Regions from separate parts of the Homo sapiens genome. Here region 2 is linked to region 1. The links are chromatin loops, found by intact Hi-C in ENCODE. Cell type or tissue: ascending aorta. All regions are shown on one strand. Each heading gives the region's core, and the rest is flanking DNA. Links, peaks and the distances in the headings are about the cores only.

Evidence for each region. Hi-C counts contacts between places; a loop is a spot of excess contacts. Peaks named below come from ENCODE experiments on the same cell type or tissue, not always from the same donor. Only the 100,000 strongest peaks of a DNase experiment are listed, where the experiment ranks them.
Region 2: it touches region 1 in a loop (1.8-fold over the local background); 2 of 110 quality-filtered maps call a loop at or near these places.

What each region holds. Positions count from the first base shown.
Region 1 is chr22:42,680,426-42,691,568 of GRCh38, forward strand. No RefSeq gene overlaps it. Among named protein-coding and RNA genes, the nearest start is that of A4GALT, 35 kb to the right of the region's middle. RefSeq lists enhancers at 5,646-6,537, 6,538-7,427, 7,428-8,319. In ascending aorta, for the core only: no CTCF peak of the experiment used is centred there; DNase peaks (open chromatin) are centred at 3,376, 6,014 and 8,126; H3K4me3 peaks cover 677 bases; H3K27ac peaks cover 7,910 bases.
Region 2 is chr22:42,924,364-42,935,506 of GRCh38, forward strand. The region is part of intron 1 of PACSIN2 (protein kinase C and casein kinase substrate in neurons 2); the gene reads right to left. Among named protein-coding and RNA genes, the nearest start is that of ARFGAP3, 73 kb to the left of the region's middle. RefSeq lists enhancers at 1,198-1,996, 9,654-10,170, 10,171-10,686 and a silencer at 6,444-6,523. In ascending aorta, for the core only: a CTCF peak has its summit at 6,476; DNase peaks (open chromatin) are centred at 5,118, 6,608, 8,998, 9,328 and 1 weaker place; H3K4me3 peaks cover 1,575 bases; H3K27ac peaks cover 7,846 bases.

The DNA.
Region 1 (11,143 bases), core at 3,144-11,143:
TTTAGCCTGGAGGGGATCACATTTGGGGACTTTAGACCAAGCTGGGGTCAAAGGTGATGTTCCACCACCCTTTGCCTTCAGCCCCCAGCCTGGCTCAGCAGCACAGGAGAGGACTGCTGGGTGGGCTTCCTCCATGACCTAGTGGAGGATCTTCCAGGGCAGAGTAGGCCCTTATTGTCTCTGAGATACCCCTCCACCCAGAAACAGCTGGTCCAGCAGCATGGTGGTGGCATGACCTCCTGAAGGCTCAGGTACAACCCCAGTTGGGAGGAAACACGCTGAAAAGATGAGGCTCTGTCTTGTAGGATACAGTGTGTGGTGACTCAGAGACCCGCACATTCCATGACAGAACACACAGCCAGGAATCATGACTGCACTGAGTCATCACCCACAGAATTGTCATTTCCGGTTCCTGAAACTTGGAGCTCTGCTGGGGTAAAGGTCTTGGTCCCCAAGAGAGGAGTGTTTCTACCAGCAGACAACAATGGTTCCACTTAGTCAGAAGCTGAGATTGCCACCTGGCCATGTTAGGCTCCTTATCCACTGAACCAAAAACGCATGCACACACACGCAAAAGAAAATAATGCACGCACACTCACAAACGTATACGTATTTTACTCATACATACATACATTTCTTCCTTTCCTCCTCCTCACTCTTCTCCCCTCCTGTCTAACTTCCTATTGTCTTCTCCTCTCTTCCTCCTTCCCCGGATTTATTTCAGCATTGATGTTGGTGATTAAGTTTAAAATGTATTATATAAATATTTTATATATATTTAACTACTTAATTTTTTTTTTGAGACATGGTTTTGCCATGTTGCCCGGGCTGGTCTCGAACTCCTGAGCTCAAGGGATCCGCCTGCCTTGGCCTCCCAAAGTGCTAGGATTATAGGCATGAGCCACCATGCCTGGCCTATACATCTATACATTTTCTTTGCTTTTCTTTCTTTCTTTTTCTCTTTCTTTCTCTTTCTTTCTTTCTTTCTTTTCCTTCCTTCCTTCCTTCCTCCCTCCCTCCCTCCTTTTTTTTTTTTTTTTTTTCTGGAGTCTCGCTCTGTCACCCAGGCTGGAGTGCAATGACGTGATCTCTGCTCACTGCAAGCTCTGCCTCCCGGGTTCACGCCATTCTCCTGCCTCAAACTCCCAAGTAGCTGGGACTACAGGCACCTGCCACCACTCCCAGCTAATTTTTTTGTATTTTTAGTAGAGACGGGGTTTCACCGTGTTAGCCAGGATGGTCTCGATCTCCTGACCTCGTGATACAACTGCCTCGGCATCCCAAGTGCTGGGATTACAGGTGTGAGCCACCGTGCCCGGCTCTCCCTTCCTTCCTTTTCCTTCTTTCTTTCTTTTCTTTCACTTTCTTCTTTCCTTCTTCTCTCTTTTTTCTTTCTTTTCTTTTCTTCTTTTCTTTCCCTCCCTCCCTCCCTTCCTTCCCTTCCTTTTCCCTCCCTTCCTCCCTTCTCTCTCTCTCTCTTTTTATTTTTGAGATGGCGTCTTACTCTGTCACCCAGGCTGGAATTGTCAACCAGGCTGGAATGCAGTGATCTCGGCTCACTGCAACCTCCGCCTTCTGGGTTCAAGCAATTCTCATTCCTCAGCCACCTGAATGGCTGGGATTACAGGCATGCACCACCATGCCCGGCTAATTTTTGTATTTTTTGTTGAGATGGGGTTTTGCCATGTTGCCCAGGCTGGTCTCAAACTCCTGGGCTCAAGTGATCTTCCTGCCTCGGCTTCCCAAAGTGCTGAGATTACAGGCACGAGCCACATCGCGCCCAGCCTAAAATGTATTCTTTAGATTGCAGAACACACAGGTGAGGTTGTGGTTGACTTGGAAGAGTAATTAACCTTTCCCAGAGATGGACACAGTGATCCTTTGGACTTTGTGTCTCCTCTGGGGGAAGGGAGTGAAAGTATCTTTCTAGGAAGAGAAGGTCCATCACTCGAAGCAGAAGGATGACATGCTTGTTGCTGTTGATGGAGGTGCACCTGTGTTAGTGGGGCCGCCCATGCTATGGGGCTGGGCTCCCGGCCCCCTGCTTGGGTGGGAGCCTCTGCACACTGCGTGTCTCCTTTGCCATCTGGCAGCCTGTTGTGCTCTGCCAACAGGAGAGACTAGAGAGAGACTGGAAGGCTGGAGGAGAGAGGAAAGACTTATTCCTTATTTGCTCAGTGTCCTGCCAAAATCACCCTGCTGATGGCTCTTCAGTCAGCAGCAGCACACAGTTCCAAAGTTCTCTCTGTGCTCCGAGAACCAGCTGCTCAGAGGCTCTGGCACTCCCTCCTTTGAGGCCTGGGTGCTGCCTCAGGGGGGTTCCCTTCTCCAAGATCCTGAGGCTGGGCAGCCTCTCCTCCTCCTCAGAGGTGTGACTTCTTTTTCGAGCCAGAGTGTCACTCTGTCACCTAGGCTGGAGTGCAGTGGTGCTATCTCGGCTCACTGCAACCTCTGTCTCCCAGGTTCAAGCGATTCTCCTGCCTCAGCCTCCCAAGTAGCTGGGACTGCAGGCGCCTGCCACCATGCCCAGCTAATTTTTTGTATTTTTTTTTTTAAGTAAAGACGGGGTTTTACCATGTTAGCCAGGCTGATCTTGAACTCCTGGGCCCAAGTGATCCACCTGCTTCGGCCTCCCAAAATGCTGGAATTACAGCTGTGAGCCACTGTGCCCTGCCTAGAGGTGTGACTTCTAGCCCCGGGCACCCCCTCCAAGCTTCTAGGCTCTAGTAGCTCCCACCTCTTCGTCTCGCCTCCTCTGGTGTGGTAGCTGCTTCTTGGAGATGGCCTTTTCTGCTGCCTTCAGGGTTCTCTTTATGGCTTTGTCAATGCCTCTTTAGCTAACTCCCTACACATTAAATACTTTATGGTAAAATAACTCATAAGGTTCCTGTTTTCCTAACTGGACCCTGGCTGATTCATGGAGACGATGCTTCATCCATTCATTCCTTCACTCATTCATTTAGCAGTCACCTGACACTTCCTTTGTGCCAGGTCCCAGGCAGGGCGATGCTGGCAGCTCACAGATAAATCAGACACAGTTCTTATCCTGGAGGAGCTCGGTCTGATGGGGGAGATGCTTACAGGCAAAACAGAGCAGCAAGTGCAGTGCAGGGGGATTCGGGGCCGTGTCCACCGGTCAGCATGGGATCCCCGTCCAGCCCAGGGCCTCTAGACAACCCTCCCTGAGGATTCACACTCTCCATCCCTGGGAGCTGCTGTGGGCTGGGGACAGATGGGAGTTGCATCAGTGCAGCCAGGGGTGAGGGGGGCTCTCTGGGGGCTGTTGAGGCCATTCTGCTCAAACCAGCTCATGACAAGCTTATGGGATCCAGATGCCTCCGCTGGCTCCAGCGCCTGCAGAGCCCGGGCCAGGCCTCTCAGAGCAGCCAGGGAGGCCGAGCCAGGCACTGGGCATGGTTGCCAGCAGCAGGGCGAGCTAGGGGAACTTACTCCCCAGGGCTTCACTCTGCCTGGATGCCCACATTACACTCAAGTTTCTTGGCTTCTAACAGTCTGCACTTTCCCTGACAAAATGGACCTGACTGTAGCTTGCATGTGACTGTGTGGAAAGAGGGGTGGTCTTGTGGCCCTGCCTGCATTTCCCCATTAGCAAGTTGGCCCTTCTTGGTTTATCTGAGGGAGGGTGGAGCACAACATAAGCCCAGGCTTGGGTCAGACAGATCTGGACTGTGGCCCTGTCTCCTAGGAGCTGTGAACTTCGGGCAAGGCCTCCAACTTCTCAGGGCCTTGGAGTTCTCCTGGGTCACACGGGGCTCATGTCTGCCTTTCAGAGTTCTGTGCAGAAGAGGGAGAGGGAGTGCTTTGTGAAAGGTAAAATCCTGTAGCCGGTGAAAGGGGTTATTCTACAACCTGGTCTTGTCCTTGAGATGCTTGCAGCCTGCAGGGAGACAGAGGTGCTCTATGGACAGAGGACAGAAGAGGACCATAGGGCCAGGCTGGAGGTGGGAGTCATTCTGGGCTCAAGATTGAGCTGCTGCCACTGTTCTGGATGGCAGGAGCTGAAGATGCCCTAGACACAGCTGTGTGACTCTGAAAATACACTTGCCCTCTCTGGGCACTCCTCTTTGGCAAAATGACAATCATGATACCCATGTCAGAGGGCTGGGTGAGGTAGCACGTGGTGGGCACTTTCCCCTGGACCATGCCTGCCACCCAGGGACATCACATGGGCCTCCACTGCCCCTGGACTTTGGGATGTGGCCTCCTGGCATGGATGCCCTCTCGTGGCTCTGCGGGCTGCACCTGGACCATTCCTCCCAAGCCCTGACACAGGCAGCTTCCAAGGTAGCTGGGTCCAAACCCCCAATCCCAGATCCCACCCATGCGTCACAAAGGGCCTGTGGCCACATTCCAGCTCTTACCCCAAGACCCCTGAAGATCTTCATCCAATCAGGAATTCTAGGGCCAGAAACTGGGCAAAGGCTCCCCGGTTCCCTGCCCAGCTTTGCAGATGGAGAAACTGAGGCTCCAAGAAGATGTAACTTGCTCAGATCTCACAGGGAGTTTGTGGCCGGTTCTATCAGCTGCTAGAAAAACATTCTGTCCATGACACTGCAGGGCAGCCCTCCAAGGGATCTCTCAAGTGTGGTTTACACATCCTCAATTAACTCTCTCGAGTTTCTTTTTTTCTTTTTCTGAGATGGAGTTTTGCTCTTTTTGCCCAGGCTGGAGTGCAATGTCAAGATTTCGGATCACTGCAACCTCGGCCTCCTACGTTTAGGCGATTCTCCTGCCTCAGCCTCCCAAGTAGCTGGGATTACAGGCGCCCGCCACCACACCCAGCTAATTTTTTTTTTTTTTGAGGCGGTTTCTTGCTCTGTTGCCAAGGCTGGAGTGCAGTGGTGCGACCTCGGCTCACTGCAACCTCCACCTCCTGGGTTCAAGCAAGTCTCTGCCTCAGCCTCCCGAGTAGCTGGGATTACAGGCACTCGCCACGCCCGGCTAAGTTTTGTATTTTTAGTAGAGATGGGTTCTGACCATGTTGGCCAGGCTGGTTTCAAACTCCTGACCTCAGGTGATCCACCTGCCTCAGGCTCCCAAAATGCTGGGATTACAGGCGTGGGCCACTGCGCCTGGCCCTCTCTTGAATTTCTAAGGTAATTTTTGAGGTGAATTTCCCAGGGGCCCCAAGGCTCTAAATTCCAAGGCCCAGCCTGGCCCCTCCCCACTCCCTGGTCTGGAGGCCTAACTCACCCTATCAGCAGCCCCTGCTGTTGGGGGCACTGAGGGTTTTTTTTTTTTTTTTTTTTTTTTGAGATGGAGTCTCGCACTGTTTCCCAGGCTGGTGTGTGCAGTGGCGTGATCTCGGCTCACTGCAACTTCTGCCTCCTGGGTTCAAGCAATCCTTCTGCCTCGGCCTCCTGAGTAGCTGGGATTACAGGTGCCTGCCACCATGCCTGGCTAATTTCTGTATTTCTAGGAGAGATGGGGTTTTGCCATGTTGGTCAGGCTGGTCTTGAACTCCTGGCTTTAAGTGATTCACCCACCTTGGCCTCCCAAAGTGCTGAGGCTACAGGTGTGAGCCTCTGCACCTGGAGGCCCTGAGGTCTTTAGGGCAACATCAGAGGGGTGTGAGTGGCCAGGAGAAGGCCTGGGGTTTGTGCAGGTCCCTCAGCCTCTGGGGACGTGAGTTTCTCATTTATTCATCCCTCAGTAAGCAGGCATGTCCTGTCCAACCCTGGATTGGGCTGGGGCCAAGAGGGAACCCCACCCTGGGCTCCAGGAGGAGTACATGGTCTCATGGCATAGACAAATGGGGTCTCCTATACCACAGGAAAGGACAGCAAGGCCAGAGAAGAAAAAGCTCCCTCACTCCACAGAGCACAGATGGACAAAAGCCCCTGCTCCTAGGCCCAGCTGTGCCTGCAGGGTGCAGTCGGCCTGCATCTGTCCCAGATCTCCTTGAACTCTGGCCTGGCCTCTGCTCTGAGGGTATGGGCGGGGCTGGCAGAGACCTGGCAGAGCCTTCATCATCCCCTGCCAGTGCCCCCTCCCCCAGGGCCCCTGTAAGGCTCCCCTGATCCCTGCCAGCTGCCTTCTATAAATAGGTGGGTGTGGCCACTTGCCTTTGTCCCAGACCAGGGTGCCTGGCGCTGCTGACACAGGGGGCTCTGAGGGCCCCAGCTTTTGGTTCTCTTTCCTGAGGCCACGTGTCAGCAGCAGCTCCAGAACTTCTCCATGCTACCCTGCTCACTCCTTGGATGCTGCTGGCTCTGGTCCTCTCCCCATCTCCCCCAGGCCCTCCTCCAGAACCCACTCTCTGGGGGCAGGCAGCCCCTAGAATGGGTGCTCAGGTTCCATGCCCCTCATTCAGCTGCCTCACCCAGAACCAGCCCTCCTTCCTACGGCACCACTTCCCATCACCTTAAGGTCAGCTTCTCAATCTGGGTCCCCGGGAGCCACATCTCTGGGGGGCCCCTCACATTCAGTCTCAGCTGCGTGTCTCATCTGCTCATCCTCCCATCTCTCCAGCCACTTGGCCAGAAGCCAGGCTGCACCCTAAATCCCCAACATCCAGCCCTGTTCCCTGGCCCAAGTGCCTCTCCAACTGCCCTCTCCTCCACCCTCACGGCCTCTGTCTTGTTGTTCATGTCAATGTTCTTGAAGTCCACAAACTCTAAATCTAAAATCGGTGAATTTTCACCAAATTACACACCACTTAACCAGCACCAGATCAAGAAACAATAACCAGCCCGGGCGCGGTGGCTCATACCTGTAATCTTAGCACCTTGGGAGGCCAAGGCAGGTGGATCCCTTGAGGCCAGGAATTTGAGACCAGCCCAGGCAACATGGTGAAACCCCGACTCTACAAATAAAGTTAAAAATTAGCTGGGCGGGCGTGGTGGCCCATGCCTGTAGTCCCAGCTACTTCAGAGGCTGAGGGGGGAGGATCTCTTGAGCCCAGGAATTTGAGGCTGCAGAGAGCCATGATTGCACTACCGCACTCCAACCTGGGTGGTGGTGCAATGGCACCATCTCGGCTCACTGCTACCTCCACTTCCTGGGTTCAAGCGATTCTTGTGCCTCAGCCTCCCAAGTAGCTGGAATTACAGATATGCGCCACCAAGCCCAGCTGATTTTTGTATTTTTAGTATAGATGGAGTTTCACCATGTTTGCCAGGTTGGTCTTGAATTCCTGACCTCAAGTGATCCGCCCGCCTCGGCCTCCCAAAGTGCTGGGATTACAGGCGTGAGCCACCACACCTGGCCTCAGCCCAGCCTCTTAATGCAACTATGTAAATGGGCCAGGATCCAGCTGGCCAGAAATAAGAGTAGGATCCAGCTGGCCAGAAATAAGAGTAGCATCCTGGAGAACACAGAGGCAGTGAGGACAGGCACAGGCAGGGCAGAGGTAACAGCAGAAAGGCTGCAAGGCCAGAAGATGCCCGCTGCCACCACACCACCCGGCCAGGTGAGGACCCCAGCCTCTGCCCATCACAGTGCTGTGTTCTTGCACCTCTGGGCTGGGAGCAATGGGTCTAAGGCCCGGGGCAGGGCAGGGGTCCCAAAGATCCTCCGTTCCTGCCTCCTGGCCACCGACCCCTGGCCAGAGTTGTGCATCTCCTCTTTTGCAAAGAGATGGGTGGTGCCCCCTCCCAGCATGGTTGTAATGATCAAATGAGCCAGCCCAGCCCCTGGCACAGAACACATTCTCTACGACACAGAGTGGTGTTATCACACCTCCACTTTCCACACAGAGAAAGAAGCTCAGCAAGTAGGTGGCGGTGCTGGGATTTGAACCCAGACCTTCACTGTTCTGTGCACAGGGTAGGAAGGAGGCTGGCTGGGGAGCCGAGAAGGGGTCCAGTGCCTGCCTCGGGGGGCAGCTACCACTCTTCACCTCCCTGCGCCAACAGCCACAGACCAGAGTCTAATGTCCCCTTCCGAGCCCCCACAGCTACCGGAGGAGTCTGGCTCCTGCCCTCTGCCTTGGGGGATTCCAGAGGGACCTTGCACTTTGTCCTGCCCCTGCCTAACAGAGCCGGCTGTCGCCTGAGGCCCTGGTTTCCTCAGGCTGCCCCCGCCTCAGGAGCAGGAGCTGGAACAGTTGTTGGGCAACGGAGTTCTGGGAAAGGAGGAGGGAGGGGCGCTCGCTCTGGTGGAAACCTGCCCTGGGGAAATGTAATCAGATCCTCAGAGCAGCGGTTTGTTCCTGGCTTGTTTCTAGTGGGTGTGTTCACAGACGTTTTTGGCCAGGACTGAGAAAGACGTGGACCTATCCTTTACTGGGGGAGCACTGCGTGGCCTGGGGCCGGTGTCCAGTCGGTTATTTAAGAATCTTCCCAGCTGGCCAGGCATAGGCAAGCAGGGAGTCGTTTTCCCAGCAGCTCTAGGGGAAGGAAAATAATTCCCCCTTGCTGGTGTATCAATATTCAACTTCTTGTTTAAATATTAAATTGTAATGTCCTCTGAGTGCCCAACAGAGATCGGGGATGAGTGAGCCCCCGTGTTCCTGGAAGTCTGGTTTCATGGTTCACTTGTTCCTAAATCTCTGCTTGTTCTAACTTGGACTAGCCCAGTGCAAGGCGTGCTCGGAATTCTGCTGTGAGGTTGGGGGTCAGGGTGGGACCAGGCTTCAGGCCCTGGACTCAGGTGTGATCTGTGCTGCGGTGGGGTTGGGGGAGGAGGAGCATCCCCTTCCAGGGTGGGTGTGGCGGCAGCAGCAGCAGCAGCAGCAGGAAACCAAGGGGAGGTGAGACGTGAGACATTCCTCCCAGCTTTAGTCCACTGCCAAAAATCAGAACCCAGCCCCGGTCCCCACCAACTTCCAAGGAGAGAAACGAGACCAGGCCAGGCACGGTGGCTCATGCCTGTAATCCCAGCACTTTGGGAGGCCAAGGTGGGCAGATCACCTGAGGTCAGGAGTTCGAGACCAGCCTGGCCAACACAGTGAAATCCTGTCTCTACTAAAAATACAAAAATTAGGCCAGGCACGGTGGCTCATGCCTATAATCCCAGAACTTTGGGAGGCCGAGGCGGGCTGATCACCTGAGGTTGGGAGTTTGAGACCAGCCTGACTGACCAACATGGAGAAACTCTGTCTCTACTAAAAATACAAAATTAGCTGGGTGTAGTGACGCACACCTGTAATCCCAGCTACTCGGGAGGCTGAGGCAGGAGAATTGCTTGATCCCGGGAGGTGGAGGTTGCGGTGAGCCGAGATCGCGCCATTGCATTCCAGCCTGGGCAACAACAGTCAAACTCTGTCTCAAAAAAAAAAAAAGAAGATTGTTTCTGTCTCACATTACAGTCCCAAGGTGAGTGCTCCAAGGCCACTGGGGCCACTCTGCCACCCCCAAAATGTGCCCTGCAAAGCACTCCAGCTGCTGCCATGCTCCAGCCAGTGGGAAGCGGGTTAGAGTGCCCAAAGCAAATGTCTTTAAGATCATCCATGAGTTGCCCGCATCACTCCTGTTCACATCCCATTGGCCTGGACTTAGTCACATGGCCACAGCCAGCTGCCAAGGGGAGGTGCTATGTCTGCCTAGAACTCGCTGTGTTCTTTTTCTAAGGACCACAAGAAGAATGGACACTTGAGGATGGTAAATAGCATCTAACACACGAGACAAGGAGTCGGGATAGGGCGCTTTCAGGGTTGGTTAATTCAGCAGCTCGCTGAGGTCTTCATGTCTTCAAGGATGCAGTATGGTGACATTTGATCTCAGACTTGTCCCCTCACGGCCTCAAGATGGCTGCCATTGCTTGGAGCATTACACCCTTTTGCCAAATGCAGAAATGTTGCTTTCTTGTCTATGAACATTTTCTCAGAGCCCTCTTTTCCAGCTGACTTGCCCTCTCATTGGCCAGAATAGCATTATATGCCCATTTCCACTCAAATTACTAGGAAGGGACTGGAATGACTAGGACTGGCTTAGACCAAAAGAGATTCACCCCCAGGCCTAGGGAGGGCCCACTTCCTCTACAGCCCTAAGCTACCTGAGGGTTGAACAAACTTGGGGTTTCCTTAGCAAGAAAGAAGCGGGAGGAGAATGGCCGTGGATAAGGAGTCAACAGCATCCTCCCTGGGAACTGGCACTTCCTACCCACCTCTCTGCCCTAAGCAGACATTTATGCACATAATTTCATAATTTCCTTTTTTTTTTTTGAGATGAAATCTCAGTCTGTCACCCAGGCTGGAGCGCAGTGGTGCGATCTTGGCTCACTGCAAACTCCGCCTCCCGGGTTCAAGCAATTCTGCCTCTGCCTCCCGAGTAGCTGGGACTATAGGCGCCCCAAGTCATGCACAGCTAGTTTTTGTATTTTTAGTAGAGATGGAGTTTCACCATATTGGCCAGGCTGGTCTTGAACTCCTGACCTTATGATCTGCCTGCCTCAGCCTCCCGAAGTGCTGAGATTACAGGCATGAGCCACCGTGCCCGGCCTTTTTTTTTTTTTTTTTTGAGACGGAGTCTCGCTTTTGTCAGCCAGGCTGGAGCACAGTGGTGCGATCTCGGCTCACCACAACCCCTGCTTCCCAGGTTCAAACAATTCTCCTGCCTCAGCCTCCCGAGTAGCTGGGATTACAGGTGCCCACCACCACACCTGGCTAATTTTTGTATTTTTAGTAGAGACGGGGTTTCACCATGTTGGCCAGGCTGGTCTTGAACTCCTGACCTCATGCTGGCACCGAGTAGGCACTCACTGTATGATGGTCAAATGACTAAACAATGCTGGACTCTAAAAGGTCATCTCACTTGTTCACATACATATATAGTTAGGATATGATTTGTATTATTTAAGTAAAACCTGCTCATTTGAAATGCTGCTGTGGCTGGAGAAATCACTGACTTAACAATCCTTTGTATTCATCAAAAACAAAACCTGGGCCAGGTGCAGTGGCTTACCTGAGGTCAGAATCGCTTGAACCCGGGAGACAGAGGTTGCAGTGAGCCGAGATGGGGCCACTGTACTACAGCTTGGGTGACAGAGCGAGACTCTGTCTCAAAAAAAGAAAGAAAGAAACCCAAGAAAACGACACATAACCTGCTCTTGAATACTCCTAAGAGCCAGGGAGCTCACCTCCTTCCCACGCTGCTCAAGACGGTCTGTGGGCAGAAAACGGAGGCCAATGAATGCCTCCCCCTTCAGCTGCCAAAAAGCAGCCTGCTGGGCCCCAGTGTTC
Region 2 (11,143 bases), core at 2,078-10,077, 240 kb after region 1:
TAATTTCATACTTGTACATACAACTGTAGCTGTATGCACTGCTGCATGCTTTCTCAATGCATGATATATTTAACAATCTGACTTCAGTCCACTCTGAACAGTGTGACCCTCTCAAAATGCAAGGCAGACCACATTGCTGCTCTTAAGCCCCCCATGCAGAGTAAAAGCCCAGGTCCTCCCAGCCCGCATCTGCTCACCTCCACCGAGCTACTTTGTCCTCAGACCCTGCTCTCCAACCCGCCACCACTGCTGTCCACCCTACACCAAGCTCCACTTGGCTCCTCCGCTGGTCTGGGCACTGCCAGGCACAGTGAATGTGCTCGTCTCCTCCCTGAAATGGTCTCCCTCCTGCCCCACAGGCCTGTATCAGCCCCCACCCCAGTGAGGTTTTTTTTCTTTTTTTTTTTTTTCGACACAGTGTCTAGCTCTGTCGCCCAGGCTGAAGCGCAGTGGCACGATCTCAGATCACTGCAAGCTCTGCCTCCCGGGTACACGCCATTCTCCTGCCTCAGCCTCCCAAGTAGCTGGGACTACAGGTGCCTGCCACTACGCCCAGCTAATTTTTTATATTTTTGGTAGAGACGGGGTTTCACCTGTGTTAGCCAGGATGATCTCGATCTCCTGACCTCGTGATCGGCCCAAAGTGCTGGGATCACAGGCGTGAGCCACTGCGTCCGGCCCCAGTGAGAACTTTTCTAACCCTGCCCCAGCCCCCTCAGACCCCCTCCCTGCTTTATTTTTCTCTCCCAAGCACTTACCACCTCCTAACGAGCTACATAATTTACTTAAATGTTTTATTTCTTGTCTGTCTGACCCTCTAGAAAGTCAGCTCTAGGGCCGGGGCGGTGGCTCACGTCTGTAATCCCAGCACTTTGGGCGGCCGAGGCTGGCGGATCACTTGAGGTCAGGAGTTTAAGACCAGCCTGGCCAACATGGTGAAACCCCATTTCTACTAAAAATACAAAAATTAGCTGTGTGTGGTGGCGCATGCCTGTAGTTCCAGCTACTTGGGAAGCTGAGGCAGGAGAATCACTTGAACCTGGCAGGCAGAGGTTGCAGTGAGCCAAGATCACGCCATAGCACTCCAGCCTGGGCGACAGAGCAAGACTCCGTCTTTAAAAAAAAAAAAAAAAAGTATCAGCTCTAGGAGGGCAGGGACAAATGTCAGCTGTGATCACTGCTACAGCCCCAGCATCCAGTGTCAAACACAAAGCAGTTGCTTTGTAAATTGCTGGATGAATTCAGGACAAGAAAAGTTGAAGAGCCTGGGTAATTTTGATTTATGGAGACTGAGGATTCAAAGATGGAAAATAATGAGAGCATTTATGTGAAGGTGCTATAACTCTAATGGTTAGAATTCTTTCGTAAACACTACTGCACATGTTAATCTAAACCACACATGGGTTTAGCAACCACGGTTGGGGGCTGTGTGGTTCTACCCTGCCTGTCTACCACCGGCCTCACGGGAGGCCCTCCTGCTGCCTGACAACCCAGCTGCGGCCCATGGGTCCCTGGGCCCTCTATGTCACCAGCCTTGGCTCAGCTCGGGCTATTCATGTATGTCCAGTCAGTCTCCTGGAAGAATGGGGTCTCTTGCTTGTCTCTACCACCCAGGTCACCCCCTATAAGCCAGTGGGCGCTCAGGAAGTAAGGCCCACATTAAGATAGTGCTTTGCACCATTAGCAAAGCTGGGATGTTTTTTAAGAGCTCAACTACCTGGCACAACTCATTTTGTTTCCAGTGATTTCATCTGGAAAAGTGAACATTCCTCAAAGGAAGAGATAAGAGATCAGCAAATAAAGTGACTTATATCTCTCTGGAACATGGTGTAGTACATTTGATTCAACAACGGGAAACAGCTTGCGCATTGCAAGATGCTTGGGCTTAAAGGCTGGCCCCTCCCTCAAGGGAATCACACTGAGGCCTAGAGCTCAGCAGGTCCTAGGCCCTCCAGAAGCACCCATCGGCCTGGGCAGGGTGGGGCAGAACACACTCAAAGGTGCTTCCAGAGATTAAAAAAACAGCCAGCATCTCCAGGCAGACACAACTCATTGTTGCTATAGAAACCATCACCGAAAACCAGAGGATTTCAAACCACCTCATGGCACAGAACTATCCACTGCAAACTGAAGAAAAACAGTGGGAGGAAGGGGAATCTTAGGAACTCCACGAGGACACAGAATCACTTCAAAGAAACACAGCACAGACTCTCCAATATCTCTGTTAAGAAGAAAAGAGAAAAAGAGAGGGGGGAAAACACATCTTGTTTCACTCAACATGACAGACCAAGCCCTCTTCTTCCCACAGGAAAAAAAAAAAAATCATTCTGGAGCTGAGTGCACCTGTGGTCCCAGCTCCTCAGGAGGCTGAGGTGGGAGGACTGCTTGAGCCTAGGAGTTCAAGGCTGCAGTGAGCTATGATCACGCCTGTGAATAGCCACTGCACTCCTGCCTCGGCAACATAGAGAGACCCTATCTCTTAAAAAAAAAAAAATGCTTGGAGGAGGTTAAGGAAAAACAAACAACAGAGCAACCTCAGTGCAGTTCTTCTGCTTACCACACCTGGCTGGGCTCCTCGGCAGCTCTGAAGCTCACGATTCCTGTTCAGGAGAACCTCTGGCTCTCCTCTTTCCAGCCTCCCCACACTGCCAAGCCCATGATGATTTTAAGTCCAAATGTTGGCTAGCACAGAGCTGTCAAGGCCAACAGGGGCTCCTCATGGCCAGTTCTGTCCCACCAGCCTCCGCTCTCCTCATTTAGCCCTTGCTTCTCCCATCATCTATGGACTGACTTCACTGTCCTTGCAGCCAACAAGCCATCCTGTGTTCTGCTTTCCTCAGCTGCATAAGCAGCATTTCTCCCTGTTGTCTGGGTATCTTCCAGTTACTTTTTTTTTTTTTGAGACAGAGTCTCGCTCTGTTGCCCAGACTGGAGCACAGTGGCACGATCTTAGCTAACTGCAACCTCTGCCCCCGAGTTCAAGCAACTTTCATGTCTCAGCTTCCCGAGTAGCTGGGACGACAGGTGCCCGCCACCATGCCCAGCTAATTTTTAAAAATATTTTTAGTAGAGACAGGGTTTCGCCATGTTGGCCAGGCTGGTCTCAAACTTCTGGCCTCAAGTGATCCACCCATCTTGGCCTCCCAAAGTGCTGGGATTACAGGCGTGAGCCACCACGCCTGGCCCCAGTCTTTTATTTATTTATTTATTTAGTTATTTAGTTATTTAGTTAGTTATTTTTGAGACTGAGTTTTGCTCTTCTTGCCCAAGTTGGAGTGCAATGGCGTGATCTTGGCTCACTGCAACCTCTGCCTCCCAGGTTCAAGCGATTCTCCTGCCTCAGCCTCCCGAGTAGCTGGGATTAGAAGCATGCACCACCACGTCTGGCTAATTTTGTATTTTTAGTAGAGATGGGGTTTCGCCATGTTGGTCAGGCTGGTCTCGAATTCCAGACCTCAGGTGATCCGCCTGCCTCAGCCTCCCAAAGTGCTACAATTACAGGCGTGAGCCACCGTGCCCGGCCTCAGTCATTTTTAATGGCTGTAAAACGTCATGTCATGGTCCCATACTCCACTGAGCCGAGCCCTCATGTCCAGATGTTTGGGTTTCCAGGTAGTCCTCAGGCGGAGCCCAGGTTGGGGATGTCATGGCACATGCAGCTTCCACTTCTGTCCCACTGTTTCCCTGAGGCTCTCTGGCTCACACATTCCAAAGAGAGTTGAAGAACCTCTGGATACAGTTTAAAGAGCAAGATTTCAATCTGACATCCTCAATCTACACTTAAGGGGCAAACCATAAACCCTTGAGAAAGGACGGGAACACACCCGGAGAGGCATAGGAGGAAAATGGCCCAAAGAAACACCTTGGCTAAAAAATGTCGCTGCCTCTGAAGTCCTTAAAGTGATTCACTGTCTCTTCACGTGCTGAATCTGAGAGTGCTGTAGGCGATGAAATATCACCTGCCATCTTACACATGCATCAGAAATGGACAGAAGGAGGAAAGAAAAGAAGGTGTTCACATAAAACAAGACTTCAGTTGCTGTGGAGGCAGGTGAGCCTCACATAGCTTCTAATTTCATGCATCAGAGTACAGAAATCAGGTTGGTTTTGTTTTTATTTTTAAGAAACTTCAAATACATAAGCCTCATTTGTGAAATTTTAGATGTGAAACTCCTTTAATATGTAAGTTGTCAGAGTGTTTCACTGGGCCTGATGGACTGATGCTCATTAAACTCAGTAGATGGTGTTAATGTCTGAAGACAATGAAGTACACCCCAAAATAGTGGTGGAGGCACTTGTAGGTAATCAGGCTGGTGAAGGGAATCACTGGGTATACCCTACCTGGAACACCAAATTTAAGGAAAAATACACACAAATACATATACCTCTAAACAAACAAAATCAATAAAGCTACACTGAACATAATTTCATTTTTGATAATTCTGAAGTCATTTTTTACACTTACAAAGAGCTCTCAGTGCCAAAATTTAGAAGCCTCATCCCAAATTTGCCATTAAACAGCAATGGGACATTGGGCAAGTCCCTTATCTTCTCAGCATCCAACTACTTTCACATGAAAAGAAGAGAGTGGGATTCAACAAGCTCTTAGAGTTCTCTGAGTTTAAAATGTTTTAAGACAGCCTCCTATAAGCAGGAGATTATGGAAGAATAAACGTGAATTAAAGCCGAGTAATTATAAGAGTGTGTATGTGCAGTGAGCATGGCTGCAAAGATCCTCCCTACTTCATCAGATCCAGGCCTGACGGCCGCCCTGTGCAACTATACTCACCAGGACCCCAATGTCCGGGCTTGAGCTCATTATCAGGGTCTCACTGTGAAACAAGCCACAGTCAGCATAAAGAAAGTCCATGCTTCCCAAGCACGTCCACATCACATAAATTACTTACAATGTTGGTAACACAAGGTCTCATCTATGCTACAAGTCCTGCCCACATACAGAGGCTAAAATTTAAAGGGAAAGTCAACAGCAATTAATATTTGTATCTTGCAAAACCAGTAAAAAGTGCTCTGACTCTGGGTCCCAGGACTTCTCATTGAAGATGCTGTCAATAGCTTCTGAGAACTGAAACACAGTGACAGCACTGGGCTCAGTGGATTGTGAAATGTTCAGTGGGAGTGGCGTGCCTACGAATGGCTTGATCCTGCTTCCAAAGTACAGGCAAAAGAATGAGTATCTCAGAACTCCAAAACGATCCTGTCTGGTTTCTTTCCAGGTTCTTTTGTTCACCTTTTAGAATGGATGTCATACTAATCACACAGCTGGGGACATCTTTCCAATTGTGTGACGTCTGCTCCAGAATGATGGTCTACTTCAACTCGGACAAGGCAGGAGAGTGACCCGCCACCCGGGGCTCCAAACAGAGCCCTGCCCTTTCAGGTCTTCGTACCTCCCTTCACAGTATCCTTCTCCCTCAAACAGCCTCCCAGATGAGTGTCAAGATACTAATTATTCTTTAAGATCAAGATCAGATGCCACCTCTTTCATAAAGACTTCCTTTATTCCCAAATGTCAGCTCTGCTGCCTGGCCTGCCTGCCTGTGTTCCTCTCACACAGGGCTCCTTCCAATCAACCTCAGATGGAGGGCGGTCATCCAGGCATCTGTCTCTCCCAAGAGACCTAAGATCCTTGAGGGCAGGAACCACATGGAGTTTATTTTTGTGTCCCAATCCTAGCACAAAGTTCGCCGTGTTAAATATGAATGCCATGCTTTTCTCATCGCGAACCATGAGGTGACTTGGGAACAGAGCCATGCACAAAACGAGACAGAGGAAGTCTAGGTCTCTGACAGTGTGGTGTGCCCACCAGCCATGCCACCTCTGGACTCTGCAGATGAGAGGAATAAACTTCTCTTTAAGCCACTATTATTTTGAGGGTCTCTGTGACATGCAGCCTAACTCACACACTTTCCTGCTACCTGTGCTCTCTGCCCCAATTCCACAGCCACAACATGCAGCAGCACCAGGACCTCTGGGTTTGGGCCCTGGACACACTCAGCACCTTTGTCTCAGCTCTCAGACCTTCTCTGGACCCTCCTGTCCTCGTGTCTCACGCAGAGCCTAGCACAGATGAGGCACCCACTCAATCCTGACCCAAGAAGTACATGGATACCCACGTTCACACCACATAAACAAGGGAAAAAGTTATTCAATAAACTAATTTTGAAAATGATTGTCTTTTAAATTAATCAAAATGTTTCTAAAATGCATTTGGAAGTATGAAAGTAGGTCATTTTGAAATAACAAAAGGCACGCTCATAAAAAGCAAAAATACCTCCATGGTTTTGGTTATCCAATTTCTCAATCTGGTTTGGGTCAGTGGGAAAGTTTAAGAATTAAAAAATGAAAGTTTTTGACAGTTCAAGTTCAAAAGTAAATTTATAGATGAAGAAACAGAGGCATAAGAGTGTTTAAATAACGTGCCCAAGTCACACAACTAGTAAGGGGCAGAGCTTGGATTCAAACCCAGACCAGGTGCTCCAGAGCCTCCCTGAGCCACCAGGCTGTGCTGCCTCCTGCATGAGACACAGGCAACAAAAGACACCAAGGAAAGGCAGAGGTGAGTCACGTGTGCGTGACTCTGAAGAGTGACAGGCTGGATGCTAAGGGAGGCAGCATGCCAACCCGAGTCCAACAAGAGTAGAATGTTGACAGGAATTCTTTCATTCACTCATTCATTCGCTCAGTGTTCACTGCATGCCTATTCCAGACGCCTGCCTGCTCAAACAGCTCAAGGTGTTGAGGGAGGCAGACACCTAACTCACACCTGCCTTGTTCACAGTTGTATCCCACGGCTGGGCACAGCACCTGGCTTACACGAGGCAATGATATGTGAGAAGCAGCAATGAATGAATCCCAGCCTTGCTGCAAACCAGCTGGGTAACCAGGGGCACGTTACTTAACCTTCCTGAACCTTAGTTTCCTCATCCAGAAAACAAAACTAACACTGCCTACCACTCCTTGGGATTGTTGGAGGACTGAAGTAGCTGCTTTCCACCCAGGGAAGTGAGGAAATGGCTTCCAAGCCAGCGACACCAAGGTGAACCTTGGATGGGAATGGGGCAGGTGCAGAGTGGGAGAGGCAGGAGGTGTCCGAGACAGAAGAGACCTTAGGTGATGGGAAGGTAGTGGAGGAACACAGTCAGCGTCAATGGAACCAGCCAGGGTTCAGAGGGCTCCACAAAGCCGATGGCTGCCCTGAAACAGGAACAGCGAGGAAGGAAGGAGGAACTGGTATATTTCTACACAGAAATCCCCATGTGGTTTAAACTTGATGAGTTTCTCATAATGTGTAATCTTCCAGCTGCTGGCTAGGCTGAGAACTATTTCACACACTATTAATAGTTACATTTTTTAATTTAACAGAGCCATGCAGAGATCACGTTGTTATTATTATGGTTAACAACCAGGGTATATTCACTTACACAATCCCTCTCTTCCAAAACAGCCCAGAAAATGTCACAAAACCCCCAATTGTAAGGAACACAGGTGGTATTAATAACCCTAAATTTTCAAAGCTAAAATGAAAACGTTTAATGTTTTCCCATGGAAACTCAACGTTAAAGAGAACAGAAAACCTATCCTCACTTCCAGTTTCTAGCCTCTTCAGGGCAATATTTGTAAATACTCAAATCATGTCACTTCCCTTCTCTAAACCATCACATCACTTCAACCCTAACTCCTCCGCTGTACTGCAAATCCCGTCATGACCCGGCCCCTGCCTGCCCTTCCACCCATTCCCCAACTACTCTCCCTTACCTGCTGGCCCTTCTCTGTCCCAGCACAGGATCTTCTCTCTGTTTCTTCAACATAATAAGCTCATCCCTGCCTCAGAGCCTTTGCACATGCTGTTCCCTCTGCCAGGAATGTTCTTCCCTGAGACAAGCGTATGGCCGGCTCCCCCTCACACCATTTGGGGCATCCCTTAGAGAATCTAGCCACACCTCCCACCACCACCAACTCTAGCCTGTTACCTTCTAACTCTTTTTATATTTCCTCAAAGCACATACCACTACCTCAGTTTTTACCTGTGTACAGTCTGCTTTCCCCTCTAGACAGTGAATTCCAGAAGCGTATCTCACATATGACAACAGGTCCTTTCTAACATTTGTTGAAACTGACAGCGACACACTTGGGGATCTTTACAAGTGAAATGGTGGGACAGTAAAGTGTTGACTTGATAAAAGGATATCAAATAAGACCTTTAGGATAATGTACTATTGGTATCAATTTTACTCACGAAGACCATATACTGACATATCTTGGATTACACAGGAGAGAAAAAAGATTAGTTACTCGGATTATTAACTACAAATGTTTATTGAGCTGAGAGCAAAACAATTTTTTGATGATTCTTACAAAGTCAATTCTAAAAAAAAAAAAAAGGAAAAAGCCAATTCTTCCACAATGGCCAGCTTGTAGAGCCACTAAGTCAGAAGCACTTCCCACCTGGAGCCTCCTGGGCAGCCCCCAGGACACCCCCCTGTCCACATGCCACTAGAAGTCCACACTTTCCACACTTTTATTTTGCTTTTGATCTTCAAAAAGGGGTCCTCTCTGAATCAGAGGAACCAACTGTGTTAGGAGACGAAATGTCCAATCAGTTACGCAGCACTTTAAATTCTCAAGTATCAAGAGTTGCTGTATCATTGAATCAGCATTTATATTTACAGTAGAATTTGAAAACACCTGGCAAAGCCAAGTTCCCATAATTAAGTCCAAAGCACATATTCAGAACCTAGTCTATTATTATCTTTATGTGTCAGAGGAAAACCTTGTTATCCCTGAAAAGTTGAGGTCTAAGACTTTAAGAAATTGGAAACAAACTATCTCTATGGTTCCATATACCTCCCCAACTTTCCTTAAATCCTGAACAACTCTTTAAGAAATATATATTTCTCAAAGCAATGAGATGTAGAAAGGTACCTCTCTGAATAATCCTGCATGCCTGGAGGGCGGGCAAAGCCGACTTCACCAGTGACTGCCAAGCCCAGCATTGTTTTTCTCTGGACTGCAGATTCTCAAAACAAGAGACCTGCCCAAAGTGGAAGCCTCAATTCAAGTCCAAAAATAAATGACAAAATAAATAAGAGCAACAGAACACACCCATGTTCATGTTTGAGGGGACCAAAGAACCAAGGGTGGTCTGTTAGATGTCTAGACCAAAATGTATAACACCAACTCCTCCCAAGCAAAAGCAGCAGCCTGTCCGTCCTATACTCTCAACCGTGGCGCCTAAAGGGGAAGTGGCTCCACACAGATGACATAGGTCCACCCACTCAAACCCCAACGGGGCCCTCACAGCCCCCGCACCCTGCACCGTCCTTCACAGAACCAGACCCTCTTTCTTCCCAGCATCTGCAAGTGGCAGAACAACGGACTTTTCCCATTTGGAGAAAAATGCTATTGCAGCTGGAGAAACATTCTTGGAAGTTATGAATAAGATATTCTGATTGTAAGGAATTGTAAATGTGATGCTGAAGTGTGTGAAAGTATGAACAAGCAGACGAGGAAATATTATGGCGCCATGGTAACAGAAACTATGGAAGAAACTCCAGTTCACAGAACTGTTTAAAAATAAACCGGATACTCAAATACCAGTGAAAAGCTACAATGACTCACACTGTTCTCCTCAAATACTTACAAGAACAGCCAGTTCTTTAACACACTTGTCTTCCAGGCTTTTTCCCCATTGGAGAAATGTGAGACAAAGAGAGTAAAAAGGAGCTTTGAAATTTTCTCTAATTTTACCAGCAAGTTGATCTGAATAACAACTTATATGTTTTAGAGTTGAGATGGGAGTATGGAAACGTGCAGAGAGCACTGAGGCTTTGAATAAAAACCATACTAAATTCAAAACATATAACCGAGGCCCAGAGTATGCTCAACTGTGTGCCCAAATACCAGTCAATCTGGTAAAGAGCTACAGCACAATTTCTACGGGAAACGCAAGACCTTCAAGGCACTGTGTGTGTGCAGATCGCCTTTTCCCTTCTTTTCCCTTCTTGGCTTCTGTGTACTCCCCCTCCTTTGGGCCCTGCCTCAGCTGCACATCCTCCAACTACACTTGCACACCTTTCAATGTGGCAGCTGCACACAGAACACCTCCTGGGGCCTCCCCACTCTGGCTTCCCAGCCTGCCCAGCAGCCTTGCCCCTCATGGGCTGGCCCTGATAGCCACACGTGCAGCACACTGCCACCTGAGACTGCCGCCTTGCTGGTCAACTCCCACCTACCTTGCAAGGCCCAGTTTGAGTGTCATCTCCTCCAAGAAGCCCCCCACCGTTCTAGTGACCCTTTGCCCACCACTGTCCCGTTATAGTTCCTCTATGGTGCCATTATTTGGCCCCCATTCCTCTTTCCCCAACCAAGTTGTTAACCCTGGTAGATCAGACCATACTCGAGTCACCTGCCTTCCCTAGTGCCTATCACGGTACCCACAGCTCCTCAGTGAGGGTCACTGAAAGAAAAAATGGAGCCAGGGCATGGATTTCTTTTCTTTCTTTTCTCTTTCTTTTCTTTTCTTTCTTCCTTTTTCTTTTTCTTTTTTTTTGAGACAGAGTTTCGCTTTATCGCCCAGGCTGGAGTGCAGTGGCGCAATCTCGGCTCACTGCAAGCTCCACCTCCCAGGTTCACGCCATTCTCCTGCCTCAGCCTCCTGAGTAGCTAGGACTACAGGTGCCCGCCACCGCGCCCGGCTAATTTTTTTTTTTTTTTTTTATTTTCAGTAGAGTCGGGGTTTCACTGTTTTAGCCAGGATGGTCTCGATCTCCTGACCTCATGATCTGCCCGTCTCGGCCTCCCAAAGTGCTGGGATTATAGGCGTGAGCCACCGTGCCCAGCCCAGGGCATGAATTTTTTAGGAAACCTCAGAGTCCAGCAGTGTCTGCGCCATATTCCTGATTATCGAGGACCTGCCTCCTCCCTGTTTCCCTTTCCCCTGACCTAACTCACCATTTCTCTCCTTTTCCCATGGGGCGGGGTGGGGGGAAGAAGGCTCTCCTGCACAGACTGCCCCTCTTCCACATGTGCGGAGACCTACTGTGGACATGGCTCCAGACTCATGGTCTTGTCTAGGGTCAGAGCACCAAAAAACTTGTTTCCACATAAGCTTTGCCACCAGCTG